2 separate regions of the Mus musculus genome follow, and region 2 is linked to region 1. The links are chromatin loops, found by intact Hi-C in ENCODE. Cell type or tissue: heart. All regions are shown on one strand. Region 1 has its middle 52 kb from the start of Gm34035. Region 2 overlaps Tiam2 (T cell lymphoma invasion and metastasis 2).

Region 1 (8,000 bases):
TTGGAAGCGATCTACACGTCTCAGAAGGGATCGTAGTGTACAGGATTTTAATTAGTAAGATAAAGTGTCTGTCTGCAGGCTGGGGACTGCAGTGCGCTCACTTGCAATCCCGGCAATTCCAGCACTACCACAGTGGCACGGGAGGTGCCATGGATGGCTCCTGGCCAGCCCACCTAGACTGTGCAATGCAACAGAAACACTGAGAGACCCTGCATGCACAAGAATGAAGGAGAGAACCAGGCCAACACATGTCTCATGGCATGTCTACGCTCACAGTTACACATAAAGGTGCATGCGCACGTGTGCACACATAGACACACACAGACACACAGACACACAAATAACAGATATTTTCAAAACTGCAAACAAACAAGTCCACTTGTAGGCCAAAAAATAAAACTGACAGACATATAAACTTACAACTAATGACTATGAAGAAAAATTCCTATCTGTGATGATGAAGCAGAATGAGATAATTCATAGACCTGGGGAGCCGCTCCATGGTACAGAGCACCGATTGCTCTTGCAGAGGCACTGGGTTCCATTTCCAGCAGCCACATGGCTGCTCACGACTACATGTAGCCAATTCCCGGGGCTCCAATGCCTTCCTTGGGCCTCTGCAGGCACTGCCCACACTTGATGCACAGACATGGACACAAGGAAAACAAATACCCTTAAAAGATGAAATTGTAAATTTTAAAAGATTTAAAGCAGATGGGACAGTCTAGTAAGTTCTGTCATGGTGTCAAATGCAAGCCCCTTTGATCCAAATCCCATAGAGCGGATGTTAGGAACACAGCGTGGTATCAGGATGGGGGCCCTCAGCTCGACAAGCTCTGCCACACTGAAGGACAGTCAGGGCTCCATGGAGACTGTGAGTGCCTGTGGCTGAAACCTGCCTGTTAGGCACAGGTATAAGCCTTACCGCATCAGGCATCAATCACATCAAGGCTACCCTGCCTCAGGAAGAGCGGTTTAGGCTCACCCACCTCCTGGTGACTCGCTCACCAGTGCCAGGCCTTTGAGGACAGTAGTGGCTTTTCTCTACACAAAGCTGCCTCCTTGTTCTACTCTATGGAGACACAGCTGCGGCTTCCACCTCTCCAATAAACTTCCAAGTAGGCATCTTGTTCTTGCAGCTGGGTTGCTGTATGGATGGCTTTGTGTCCCCACACTCCCAGTTTTCAACAATGAGTACAAGATGGCAGAGGCCTGGTCTTCTGTGGCATGTATCCTACCCACATCTGACACAGATGCCGAACAAATGTTTGGTAACGTGTGCTTTCCTGAAGGTCTGGTGTTTTTTAAAAAGGGGATGGCTTTCACTGGGGATATTTCTCCGATTCCAGCTTCCCGCTGCTTTGTAAGACGCTTGAAAATGAACACCCACTGCGACTGTGGACTGGTTCTCCTGGAATCTACGACCTTTAATCCTCCTTCTTTTCAAAATCTAGCAATGCAAAAATGGCAGATCCAGAGTGTCCCATGTCCGTATTCTGGGTGCTCTCTCACATTCTGGAACCAGCTGCACACAGCTCCTGTGCAATGACCGGCTATTCCACCAGAGGCAGAGAGCTCCTCTCCAAAGGTAGATGGCCTTTCCCTTACCTTGTAAACAACCCTAACAGAACTCACTGAAGTCACAAAGGGGACAGGGGACAGCTGACAGAAGACATGAAGCAGTTGGAAGGTTAGCTGGTAACCGGAAGGATATTAACCAGAGGAGGGGCGACAAGGACAAAAGTGGGTAACAGGTGAATTTGATGTAAATGCACAAAAACATCATAGTAAAACCCATTGTTGTGCCTAGTTAATATCTAACTTTTTTTTTTTTTTTTTGGTTTTTCGAGGCAGGGTTTCTCTGTATAGCCCTGGCTGTCCTGGAACTCACTTTGTAGACCAGGCTGGCCTCGAACTCAGAAATTCGCCTGCCTCTGCCTCCTGAGTGCTGGGATTAAAGGCGCATGTGCCACCATGCCTGGCTTCTAACAAATATTTAAAATGACCAAAGCTTGAGAAATATTGTAGTCAGAATTTTATATGCAGAGCAGATGTGTGCAGGTGTGCCGTCTGAACACGAAGCACAGAAAGGTAAGGTGGAATAATAATGCTTCCTTCACAAGCCCTTCTCATCAAGCTGGGGGGAGGGTCTAGGACCCGCAGCAGATGCCACCTCGCTTATGACTCCTGTGTCGCATTACTTGTACTGGTAAGGAAGTGAGGATGCCTGTGCCCCGGGTTTCACTGGCTTAACTGTGAGTCCTTCCGGTGACACTGCAGATACACCTGACCTCTGGCAAGCCACAAGACCCTTTGCATCCTCCCCTTTGCCCAAGTCAGCCTGTGCCATGGCTGGTTAGTCCTGGGTGTCCCCGAAGCACACTGCTTCATCCCATCCGTTGTCTGGCTACAGGATTGTCTTGGAACTGCCCCAGAAACTGCTCGAGAGCAAAGATCTGTTTTATTTCCACATGTGCCTGGTCCTCATGTAGCTGTTGAAATGAATGCCTAGATGAATGAACTAACTGTTGGGAAAATAATCTCAAGCTATAATCAAATTGAAAGTTTAGTAAATTAATAGATACATTTTTAAGCTAGAGCTTCCACATACCAGGGAAAAAATGATGGCATAAATTTAAGAAATAACTTCTTCCTTCAAATGCTTTCATTAATATCTAATAAAAAGCACTGTGAGGTTGAAGTTTTAGAAATAAAATTTCAATAAATCTCAATATTTAAAAAATCACAAATACCAATTTCAGAATTACTGAAATGTATCTAAATATTGCTCAAGGCAACTCCCTGAGCTTCTGTAATAGACATATTGATAAAAAACAAAACAAACAAACAAAAAAACCAAAACCTCAACACAACATCAAGCAGAAAAATTAAAATAATCAAAATTAAAATAATCAGGGAAACTAGTATTTCATCTACAATAGTGTTACGTACTCAACTTATAAAATGCAAAGAATACATAAAGTCAATTATTCGTTTTGCCCCTCTCACATCCCCCCCACCCCCTGTCATGTAACTTCTGAGATAATAACATATTCCAGTAAAGTCCTTGCTGTCCCCCAATCCCTGGACCATCTGAGTCAATGGATTCAGCCTGGCTCTCTGAATCTCAACTGTTAATACAGTACGGTCTCTCAGGAAATAGCTCATGGACACAACTTTTAAGGCCTTGTCTTTGAAATATCAGGCTCTTTTGTTAATGGAGGAGGTACTGCAGTTTGTGCACTTCTGTCTCCTCTAAGCAATCTGTACCATCCCTAAAGAAGCCCTCCTAGCTCACGCATCCAGCAACAGACTGTAGCGATTTGGGTATGACACGCCTCGGGACAACTGGTTTACCTCACCTACCTATAGGCCATTCCTACAAACAAATCGGAGCATGGGCTTTAAAAATACATTTTAAAAATTTACAACCAAGTCCCACTCCTCAAGACCAAATGCAGACTATAAAAGATGGCTTAGCAGGTAAGAGAACTTTCCACCAAGCCTAGCAACATGAGTCATCTTTGGGATCCATCGAACACAAAGAACCTGATTCCTTCAGGCTGTCTTCAAACTCCAGATGCATGTCCTGGTATGTGTGAGCCCTCACATGGATACATGTAATTAAGATATTTAAAAAAAAAAAGTTTCAAGATGCTCCTGTGGCACACATTGGGCTCCCTCCCCCAGAACTGGTGTATCGGAACCTTTAATCACAGAGACTTTGGTGGTCAGATTTCTGTTCTATACAAATGGAACCATTATTGCTCTGAATTCTTGAGTTGAACACCATTTCCTTATAATCGACAAGGCAGATTTCTAACATAAAAAAATTCACCAGTATATTGAAATATTACCATGAAATATATATATATAAAATTCACCACCCTTGAATACAGAATAAATAAATAGTAACACATCAACACAACTCACTAAGAAGGGTAGCTGCAGGTGATTACTCCAGAAGAGAATATTGGACCAGCGAGGGAAGCTCACTGAATGAGCACAGGAACAACTTCAAAGAAAAAAAAAGGAAAAAGAAAACTTAAGTAATTAGTGGTCATATACCTGTCTTGTTCCTTGATACAGAACCTATGGGTTAATTAGAGAGGACGCATAATAAGCTCTTTTGATCCCTAGGGTGTAAGAATTATTATGCCCTGCTCTGCTTGGAGATTACTTAGAAAGTTGACGGAACCCGCAGCCTGGGTGTTCCGTGCATCCCAGGGTACTTACTGGGCTTCAGGCTTTCTGGGTGCTACTTTGGTGGGCACACCAGGAGGCTAGTGCTATCAAACTGATGCATCTATAGGGTACCAGAATCAAGAAGGGCATATCGGGTCTCAGTCGTCACCCAGGTGAAGATGGTAGCGCCGGAAGGACCTGAGAGCATCAGTGTGTCCTGCAGGAGTGCTCCGAGCCACTGCTTGCGGTAGCACCTGCTAACTCCCAGGCTTGTGGCTTCCACTGCGCTCCTTTTGCCAAGACCACCAGGCTAGCCCGAGACTTAGATAAAGTGGCTATCTGCTAAGGGACACATCTCAATTGTATTCACAACAGAACTGTGGTTTGTTCTTAAACATTCATACCAGCAAACGCAGAGAACCTTAGAGGAAGGGACTCTCCCAGCAGACAAGACACCTCAGAGACTAACAAGACAGGAATAACAAGCACGTGACTGCGAGGAGGCAGCCAGCCACTTCCAACTCAGCACGCATGCGTGTGGGATCAGCTGACTTGCCCACGTCTCTTATGGGAAGATCAATGATACCACAGAGCTTTATCTGCAGGCAAGGGGCTGCATTTAAGGGTGACTGTGCGGAGTGGGAGGGGTAAGCACTCAGAAATAGCAGTGATAACTAACTGGCTCTAGAAGGCACCATGGCAGCCCTGGTTGCCTTCCATGGGGGCACAGTGACCTCTACTGGTAGAGACACAGAGTGCTGATGTGATTTTTCTCCCCTAAATGCGTGTGCCAAGTCGGCCACATGCATTTGAGCACACAACAGAAAGAATAGTACAGTGAGCGCTTCAGCTTAGAAGTTTATCCTGCATGCAATACAGAAAGAACACTGCCTTAGTTATTGAAGCAGCTATTGAAATATTTTTGAGGTGTCTCCAGCATAACTGGTTTCCACAGGCACCAACCATGGAACGAAAGAGTACATCAATATGTGTTGAAACTCCCCAGGGCTAAGTCTTAGGTAGCCCACTTTCTTGTGAACACTTGTTTTCCTGTTTTCAAACCAATGGTTAAAGCTTTGGACTTTCCCTTTAACTCCTAACAGTTGCCAGACATAAACTGTAGACATTTTCAAGTTTATATATATAGTAACTTGGATAATTAAAGTTAACCTGGACATTAAAATAATGTCAAAAGACATACCTCACCCCAAGGGCCCTGAAGCTCCACCATGTAACCATGGGAACACATGTGGACCAGAGACAGAAGCTGGGTGTGCGAGCCGGTGTACAAGTGTACAAGAACCAATGAAGGTATTCCTAAATCTCACAGGCTGAAATAATTTCCTTAATAACTTTGTTTTTCTAAGTTTCTACTGCAGAGAATGAAGTAGTATAGAATTCAGAGTGACACCGTTCAGTGATGTATATTAAAAGTCCGTCCTGACACCAGGGAAATAACAGCTTCTTTTAATCCTCCCTGCTTTTTGTTTTGTTTTGTTTTTGCTTTTTTTTTTTTATCACACATGATAAAAATTACTGCAGGCTAGTGAGTCCACCTCTCCACAGAAATCACTTGGACTGGAGAGAAGGCTCAACCGTTAGAGACTAGACTCACTTCCAAAAGTATCAGAAAAGACACACAGCCTCGGCACAGAGCTTACGGAGAGGACTAGGGAAATGAAGGCATCCTTACTTAACTTGGTAAATACATCAGCTTTTTGTTATTCCTACTTGCTACTATGCTCATACTTGCTGCTGTATTTACAAGATAGGACCAGAGACCCAAGGGCAAATCAAATGCCATCCTTGATCCAAGGAGCCAGCAGCAGAACATTTTAAAAACTCTTCCTTAAAACACAAAGTTTTTCATCAATAATGTAAGGTTTCAGTGTTCTACCTCCCTCAGGCAATACTGTCTGCCTCTGAAGCACCACTCTCCTCTCCTCTCAGACCAGCGGTTCTCAACCTGTGAGTCTCCAGCCCTTTACTGATCTGAGACCCTTTCCCAAGGGCCACTTAAGACCACTGGAAAACACAGTGACTCATAACAGTAGCAAAATTACAGTTATGAAACAGCAATGGAATGATTGTATGGCTTACTGTCACTGCAGCATGAGGGACTGCAGTAAAGGGTCATAGAGTTAAGAGGATTGAGAAGCACTGGGCAAGACAGGAAATTATGCTTCTAGGTCATATCAGGAATTAAAACTGCCATTATCAGGAATACAAACAATTCCAATTAGTTAACCAGTGTCTTCAGGACACGTCTAGGATTGAGTCAGGACAGAACGAATGTCAGGGGAAACAGAAAGAGCCCGTCACGCCAGTGGATCTGATTACAGCACTGGATGGCGGGGAGTCCAGGGTGGCAACACAGCTGAAGAAACCGCTGCACAGATTAGTGCTATGAAGACTATGCTCCATTAGCGGGGGAGATGTCTCAACAACTAAAGCAGTTAATGGGGGAATGGGGACTGTCTTAGTCAGGGTTTCTATTTCTGCACAAACATTATGACCAAGAAGCAAGGTGGGGAGGAAAGGGTTTATTCAGCTTACACTTCCACACTGCTGTTCATCACCAAAGGAAGTCAGGACTGGAACTCAAGCATGTCAGGAAGCAGGAGCTGATGCAGAGGCCATGGAGAGATGTTCTTTACTGGCTTGCTTCCCCTGGCTTGCTCAGCCTGCTCTCTTATAGAACCCAAGACTACCAGCCCAGAGATGGCACCACCCACAAGGGGACCTCTGCCTTGATCACTAATTGAGAAAATGCCCCACAGCTGGATCTCGTGGAGGCATTGCCCCAACTGCAGCTCCTTTCTCTGTGATGACTCCAGCTGTGTCAAGTTGACACAAAACCAGCCATACAGGGACTTGGCTGGTTTAACGTGTGTGATACCCTGGAGGTGAGTCCCAGAACCATTACAGAGGGCTTCACCTCACTAATCTCAGCTCTGGGGAGGTGAAGGCGGAAGGCTTGCTGCAGGGGATCTGCCTCCCAGCCTCTGACCCTACTCTGAGCTCACAGATCTGTGCCCTCCATATATACACAGTGACTTTCCACATAGTCAACTCAAGCCAACATCCAACACCGGCAGAGCAACTTTCAACAAAGTCAACTCCAACCTTTGGAACAAGTTCTGGGCTTTGAGTGAAAAACTCCCACATAAATTCTGATACCTTTGCCACACCACAAAAGACATCCAGGAATATGGTAACATTGTTTAAAGCTCGGGCTAAACCCTGAGAGAAAAAGAGGCAGGGACTGAAACAATCCCCAGGACATCTGGTCAGTGGGATTTTGGCTAACCAGGGAGTGGGATTTCACAAAGCGACCGCATGCGTGGTGTGTGGTGGGAGCATCCAGAGAGATGTGTGCAGTCCCTGCAACGAGCATGAGGCTGGCGGGCTGGCTAATAACTCAGAGCTTATGGCACTGCTTGCATGGTATACAACGAGCATCTAGTGAGACAAATGGCACAACACATTCTGAGGGCTATGGGGGTAGCTCAGTGGACAAGACAGCTTGCTCTGCAAGGATAACGGTGGGAGTTCAAATCCTAAGCAACTACATAAAAACAAACAAACAAACAAACAAACCCCCCCAAAACAAAAAACATCCTGGGCTATACTTGCCTGTGACTCCAGAGTATAGGGAAACAGGGGGGTCTAGAGAACTTGCTGGCTAGACGCTGTAGCTGAAAAGGTAAAGCAACCTGTCTCAAAGTAAAAAGGTGGACAGCCTCAGAGGAAGGCACCTGATGTCCTACTGTGGGCTCCAGATGTGTGTTCATGGCAAGTACACCAGGCAGGCA
Region 2 (8,000 bases), 220 kb before region 1:
TGCCAAGTGAGAAGTGAGAGTGATTCACAGATGGACAGGAAGACGCTTTGTTGCCACAGATTAAGGGTGTGGATAATTTACTTCTGTCTCACCACGGCTAAAATGATGCTTTATTTCTTAAGATAAGGCTGAAAGATACTCTTACTGAAGCAGAGTGAGGTGTTTTGAGATGGTTAAAGGCAGGGGCTCAGTAGACACAGTGTGCACTGCAGAAGCATAAGGATCAGAGTTCGAATCCCCGGAGTCCGTGTAAAAAGCCAGATGCATGGCAAGCACTAGTCTATGAGCAGTCCTACAGGAGATTGAGCCTGATCAAGACTTAGAGGATTGCAGGTCAGAAATGTAGAAACACACACACTCACACAAATATGCACAGATGCACACACACAATGACAGGAGAAAATCCTCCTGAATGGGTCCAGTGCTTTATATAGGTCTGAGATGCAAGACCCAGTACCTGTCCTGCTCAGACCATATGTTCCCTCGAACACTGCCATGGTGAGGACTATACTTATCCATCCGGGTTCCCCAATGCCATCAGTCCCCAGAGAACAGGGAAAATGTCCTCTTTCCCATGTCTTCTCTAAACCTTAAGCAGCACCTGGCCAACCACGACAAAAGAACCTCTGCCTATATTCATTCGCTCAGATGGGAAGAAGACTCATTCGTGGTAGCGTGGGAGCAGATGAAAGGCTAAGGAGGGTTTCCACATGAAGCCAACCTACAGCTGACATGGGGATTCTCACTTAAACTTAGCGTTTGGGAGGCTGAGGCAGGAGGATCACAACAAGATTTGAGGATATCCTGGGATACCAGGCCAGTAAGGTAAGACTCAAAATCAACCAACAAACCTGATCGTGTGATCAACAAAGGGGTCCAGAGAATAAAATTTTAACATACCATAGTTTGAGCATATTATCAACTTGAAATATTTTGAAGCAAAAATCCATGTTGTGACATTTGTAACATGACAAAAACAAGAAACAAAACCCAGCCTTTCTGTGGAAGTATTCATCAGCCTTCTCTAATTACTGAGTTCTAGTGGTAAAGGAAGACTGCAGTGCTCAGCAAGACATGAGCCAAGTCTACAAAGACCTTCGAGCGGAGATTCAATAAAGACAAGGGAAATAAGAGTTAAACACCTATGTTGACCTATAATCGCTAAACTCAGGTCAGAGGGAGATAGAGCCAAAAGATCAGGCTTATTCCAGTTAGACTGTCCATGTGATCTTAAAGGGCGGGTAAGATTCCTATCCTGGGAGAAAGGCCTGGGAAAGGACAGCATTCCAGTTGGTAAGACTTTAGACATAAAAAAGAAGCCTCTTGAGGCTGGAGAGATGGCTTAGTGGTTAAGATGATCACTAGCTGGTTAAGATCACCAGATGACCCACATTCTGTTCCCAGCATGCAAATTGAGCAGCTCACAACACCTTGTAACTCCAGCCCCAGATGATCAGACTCCCTCTTCTGGCCTCCTTGGGCACTGCACAAATGGCACATCTTGTAACTCCAGCCCCAGATGATCAGACTCCCTCTTCTGGCCTCCTTGGGCACTGCACAAGTGGCACACCTTGTAACTCCAGCCCCAGATGATCAGGCTCCCTCTTCTGGCCTCCTTGGGCACTGCACAAGTGGCACATTCGCATGTGTTTACATCGCAATCAACAATTGGATCAAAGAAGCCTTGCCTCCTGGGTGAACCCAAGAGTAGCACCAGGTAGAGTCCATTTATTGTTAGCACTGTCCCCAGTATGTCACATGCCTTACCAACTCTTATGTTATTTCCTGAAATTACCTTACCATCTCTCCCAGTATTGATACATACCAGGCCATTCAAATAAAATAAATAATAATGAAAAAAGAGAGAGAGGGACCAAGGGCAAGGTGATCATCAGTCTCCCGGGGACAAGAGAGGGCTCCTGACACTCACCAAAGTCAGTCATGTCCCCAGTCTTGGTTAGCTGCACGTCATACACACTGAGTGGGAAAACTTCGATTTCATCATAAACCTAAGAAAGGAGAAAGAGAAAGCAGGAGAATCAGGGGCTAACACTACACCACCTTGTGGAATTAAGTTGGCCCACTTTCGCTCAGGAAACTTACAGTACTGTTTACATGAGGGTTGGTTACAAATCAAATGCCAAACTTGAACAGTTTGCCCCCAAATTACAGTCCCCCAAATTAAGAGGCCATGCGGAGGCCTGGGGAGAGGGCTGAGCTTGTGGAGTGTTCACTTAGCGTGTGTGGCCCTGGGTCTGACCCCCAACATCACATAGACTAGGGGTGGTGGCGCACACTTGTATTCCACACACACGGGATATGGAAGCAGGAAGGTCAGAACAGAATCTGAAGGTCATTCTCAGATACACAGAGTTCAAGGCCAGCCTAGGCTACGTGAGGTTGGGCATGGGTGTGGTCGGACAGCCCCTCTCAACCTCCAGGTCCACTTGCCTGCTCTTGCATGTATTCATACAGCGCGGGCACACACCACTCCACACTTTTATCGACCACCTTTCGGAGCTGAAGACCATAGTGAGTGGGTTCCAACTGTCTCATCTACAAAGAAAATGATTGGTTACTCAGAGTCTAACTGCCCATCCTAAAAGCATCAGCATTCAGGAGGCTTGTGACAGATCACTATCAAAATCCCCCAAAATAACTGCATATAATTTTCTCAGTCCAGAACTACAGAAAACCTGAAATTTAAATGTACAAACAAGAAAAGCAAGGGTCAAAATTCGTTGTTTAAGGTCTCCTCTAAATGCTATCATCACAAAGTATAAGGCTCATTGCTAGCAAGTGATACCTTTTATTACACAACCGTCTCCCTTCAGACAGACAGCTCTCTGCCATGTGCTGGTTGCTAACTTTAAGTTGTTTGTCATTAGGAAAGTAGAGAGATTTTAAGTTATACAGACTTCAGAATTTCATACTTCAAAGTATTTTCAAAGGGAAAATGTTTAAATGCAGATATATTCTAACCCCCTCTAGCCCCCACCCCTGCCCTGTGTGTGTGTTTATGTGTGTATGTGTTTGTGTATGTATGTGTATGTTTGTGGGTATATGTATATATGTGTGTATGTATGTGTATGTGAGTATGTGTATATGTATATATGTGTGTGTATATGTATATATGTGTGTGTATGTATGTGTATGTGAGTATGTGTATGTGAGTATGTGTATATGTATATATGTGTGTATATGTATATATGTGTGTGTATGTATGTGTATGTGAGTATGTGTATGTGAGTATGTGTATATGTATATATGTGTGTGTATGTATGTGTATGTGAGTATGTGTATATGTATATATGTGTGTATGTATGTGTATGTGAGTATGTGTATATGTATATATGTGTGTGGATATGTATATATGTGTGTGTATGTATGTGTATGTGAGTATGTGTATATGTATATATGTGTGTATGTGTGTGTATATGTATATTTATGTGTGATATATATGTATGTATATGTGTGTGAGTGTGTGTATGTGTGTATTTAAGTGTGTGTGTACCTCCTCTTTCCCTCACTTGTATCTTTTCTTTCTTCCCCACACTTTCAGCAGAAAAGCATTTCTCTGAAGCCTGTGCTCCAAACAGAATTTAGTGACCTCTCACACCTTTTAACACCCAGAAAGCTAATCACAGTTTTTATCACCTGAATAAAAGGCTTTTCTAAATAAAAGGCTTACACACTGAGCTTGGGGGATGCAGTTAACTTTATAACCACAATTAGACATACAAACTAAAGCCTCAAGGCCAAGCACAAAAGAGTTAAAATATTCTACCATGAAAGTCAGCAGACTCTAGTCCAGTGTATTTAAATTTCCCAGCTCTTGTCTGCCACCTGGTGGTCTGAAAGTGCTAGGCATGCCGGTGCTGAATAGATTTATGCTATAGTTCCTCTTTAGACTGGGAATAAAGTCCATAAAGCAACTGTGAGTGGTAATGAATTATGGACTGAATAGCACACCAAGATACGCCATCTCTATGTAATGTGAACAGCAACAGGTGTCACAATGACTCTAGATGCAGATTCTAAGTCGATGTGGCTTCATGGAAGTGTGGGACCATGACCTGAGGACTCATTCCTCTGAAGGGTGGAGAATTAACATACTAGCTAGAAAATGTTAGTATGTTCCCCTGCGTAGAAAGTTGAGTCTTGAACACCCCCCACAAAACCAAATGCAGAGGAATACACCATTAACAAACCCTCTCTACTCGGAAGTATTTCTACAGCAAAATTCATCACCTTGCACACCAAAGCCAGAACATCTTCCACCCTGTGCTCTGGCTTGATGGTCACAGTAACTCCTTCGTTATCCTGGAAGTGGACATAAGTCTGGACTTCCCACATGCTGTCTCGCAGCGCGCTGTCTACTGCGGAGCCATACAGATGCAGGTCATGGGCCTGTGTGCAGTGAGAAAATAAAGGTTGGATAAGCAAAAGTAGAAACCAGAGGGGGGCGGCAAATGCTCCCTTAATACAAGCAGTTTGTACTATAAGTTTTGCACACATCCCACACTGGTCCTACACACTATTCAGGGGCAGATCTGCCAGTCCTTGGCTCTTCAGACTCTACACAGATGGAGCTCAAACCCAGGGATGGAGACGACTTCTACTCTGCAATGGGGTCAACTCAGATCAGCTCAATCTCACTGCTAGAGTCCTGATGGAGAAATGGGAAATGTACATTGAATCCTTAGTCCCTTTCCGGCTTCCAAAGGGTCTGTCTCATCCAGAGTAAGTGGATGTCTGTCTGTGCCCTAGATTAGCTCTAAACTGAATTCTCCATAAGTGTGACGATTCTCTCTCCTCCTAATTAAACTTTTTGAATGTAACTTCTAGTAAAGAGGACATCCTTTCTCCATCTTTCAGGTATGTCAGACATGGCCGCTCTGTCAGGAAATCATCCCCAAGAGTACCACCTTCAGGAGATTTTTCAAAACACTTCTGTAAACCTCACCACTGAAGCCAGTCACTTTGTGTCAATCTGCTCCTATACTAAGCATCTCAAACATTTCTTTGAGTTAGATCCTTCCGGGAACACTATGGTGACCCTAACTCCAAAGCTGCTACTTAACTAGACACTAGCAGCCCAGGGGAAAGTGTTTAATTTAGGTAGATGTGTTGGTGTATTCCCTTAATCCCAGCAGAGATACGGAGATCTCAGAGTTTGAAGCCAGAACTCATTTTGAGCCTCATCTACAAAGTAAGTTCCAGACCAGCCATCTACATAGTGAGATCCTGTCTCAAAACAAACAGACTTTTGTTTTCAACTTGCTTAGCCTCAGTTTACCACTTTGCAAAAGGAAGCATTGTTCTCATTACCGATATTTCTTAATTAACAAGACGAGCTTTTATGAGCAAAGGAGTCACCCACAATTAAGAGACGTCTTATAGGCTCGAAAGCATGGCAGCTGTGTAGATTTGTAGATTCAGTGCTCTCACAGTGCTACAAGCAACTCACTCCTCAAAGCAAGCACTCTGATGGGTCAACTCCCTGTCAACTCCATGCATTTCTTGATCTTTAAGCACAAAGTAAACTGTGCAAAGCCAAACTTGATGTGATAAAGCCATTCCGAAGAACAGGCCTGGGCAGAGAAGGGAAGGGTCCCTGTCTTTGGAAATGTGGTGCTCAGGTCTGAAGTCATCACTGGACCTGTCGTGGACCTGTCAAGATCAGAATATTTTCCCAAAAAGATGTGCACAGCCAGAACCGACCTCCCCTCACTGAGGAAGAGAGGAAGAGACAGGGGCAGATGCCCTGAGCCTAGGACACCAGGCTGGGATACTCTCTCCTAAGTGGGCCTGTCACATGAGTAAGGGCTTTCTCTGGCTCGCTTCTCCTGGGCACTTGGATCACTTTGGCAGTGGTTCGATCCAGGCACCAAGTAAAAGCGGGCACTGGCCTAATTAAGCTGCTTAAGGCTCCCCTCTTAATGCATATTGAAAACAAAAACAAATGGAAAGCCCAGCAGAGGTCACTATAGAGTAAGGAACATCAAAAGGAAGGCCACAGAAAGGAACTTAAACCACATCACTGCAACTTCCTACTGTCCTTCAAGAGAGCAAGTTGGGCAGGGACTCAGGAAATTCAAATCCATGCTGCACCATGGCTTCCTGCCTGTTCTTATCCCTGACTGTCCATCAGAGGGAGATTCTCCACATAAAATAAACTCCCACCCGGCTACAAATTTACTCAGAGCCTATTCAGGTACACACCCCCATTACCCTCTACTTTCCAGGTGAGAAAAATGGGGGGTGCAGAAATTCTAAAGAACTTTAAGTGTGCACAACTAATCCTTATGGTATGGAAGGGCTCTGACCCCCGAAGTCTGGATATGAGTCAGGTCTCCCCACTTTGACACCACATGAAAATGGCAGTCTGCCAATTAACTTCCCTCCGCAGTGAACATGACTTAACGGTCCAGATTCATTTCCTGATTCTACTACACAAACCATGCCCTAGTTGGACAAACCATCTCAAGAGGATTTCCCATAAAAAGCAAGGCACTCCCCTGCCTCTACATATCTGTTCATTGCAAAGCAATTGCTCTCCTCTGTCACTCTGTGCCCCCGCCTTAGTGTTGGAATCACTAGTTAGGGGAACCCACCTGTGAAGGTTTGTATATTTTTGGACCAGGGAGTGGCACCATCTGGAGGTGTTGCCTGGTTGGAGTAGGTGTGTCACTGTGGGTGTGGGCATAAGATCCTCACCCTAGTTGCCTGGAAGTCCACTAGCAGCCTTTGGATGAAGACACAGAACTCAACTCTGCCTGCACCATGCCTGCTTGGATGCTGCCATGCTCCCACCTTGATGATAATGGACTGAACCTCTGAGCCTGTAAGCCAGCCCCAAGTAAATGTTGTGTTTTTATAAGACTTGCCTTGGTCATGGTGTCTGTTCACAGCAGTAAAACCCTAACTGAGACACCACCAAACTCAGTACTTGACAGAATCCAGCAGAATCCAGCTCACACAAGGGTTAGCTTTGGGTCCACCCACTTTAAGTGGCGAGAGACATGACGATAAGGTCTTTGTTTCTTCATCAGTCTCCTCTGACCCTTAAGAAGGTATCTCACACCCACAATACACCTGGGTACTGAGGAGCCGGATGCTACTAAGAGTCACACTCAGCAAAGGTAAAAGATCAAGGCATCTGGCTCGAATTTGCTTTTCTGGAGTCAGTTTCTTCCTAGGCCCAACTTTCAGAAAGACTAAATGGCAGATTGCTCAAGGAAGGCAAGGCTTAGACAAAAGAGATGTGTGAAAGTAGACAGAGAGGTGGAAGAAAGGATGATAGAACGATCCTGCTATGCTCAACTGAGTCTGACTGTGAACCTGCGCCTGCACGGACCAGTCTTCCTTTCCTCCGTCTCCACTGTTCACAGAAGATGCCTATCAAAGCCAAGGCCACCAGTGACTTAAAGCCTCTTCAGAGACCTCCCATGATGACAAATCAGATGTGCTTTTTGCTGTACCGTGCAAGCATGCACACACATTTATTCACTATAGAAAAGGAGAGACCCGGCTATTCAATGAAGTCAATGAATGTGGAATGGATTAATTAGAACCAGGGGGGAAAAGTCTACTTGATGAATACAGATCTCCCAAGTTATTTTAAGCTTTGCCCTTTTGGAGAGAAAGCTACTTTGATTTCTTCATTCAGCATCTAAGCTGAAGCCATGCGCACCTCAATTTTGAGAGTTAGACAAAACCTTCTTCTGTGTCCTTTTCATAAAAGAGAAAAATCCCCAGACTAAATACACACACACGCAACACACACACATATACACATTCAACACACTCACACACTCTCTCACACACACACTCACACTCAACACACACACATATACACATTCAACACACTCACACGCTCACACACACACACTCACACTCAACACACACATATACACATTCAACACACTCACACGCTCACACACACACACATCAACACACACATATACACATTCAACACACACACACACTCAACACAC

Evidence for each region. A loop is a pair of places that touch in the nucleus more often than their neighbours do. Peaks named below come from ENCODE experiments on the same cell type or tissue, not always from the same donor. Only the 100,000 strongest peaks of a DNase experiment are listed, where the experiment ranks them.
Region 2: it touches region 1 in a loop (5-fold over the local background); 11 of 42 quality-filtered maps call a loop at or near these places.

What each region holds. Positions count from the first base shown.
Region 1 is chr17:3,227,250-3,235,249 of GRCm38, reverse strand. No RefSeq gene overlaps it. Among named protein-coding and RNA genes, the nearest start is that of Gm34035, 52 kb to the left of the region's middle. In heart, a CTCF peak has its summit at 4,929 (motif pointing left); a DNase peak (open chromatin) is centred at 4,799; H3K4me3 peaks cover 618 bases; H3K27ac peaks cover 443 bases.
Region 2 is chr17:3,444,788-3,452,787 of GRCm38, reverse strand. It overlaps Tiam2 (T cell lymphoma invasion and metastasis 2), which reads right to left. Exons shown (of 27, transcript NM_001122998.1): 10 at 4,252-4,410; 11 at 2,452-2,556; 12 at 1,931-2,009. Among named protein-coding and RNA genes, the nearest start is that of Gm52295, 40 kb to the right of the region's middle. In heart, CTCF peaks have their summits at 1,577 (motif pointing left), 3,860 (motif pointing left) and 5,985 (motif pointing right); a DNase peak (open chromatin) is centred at 1,547.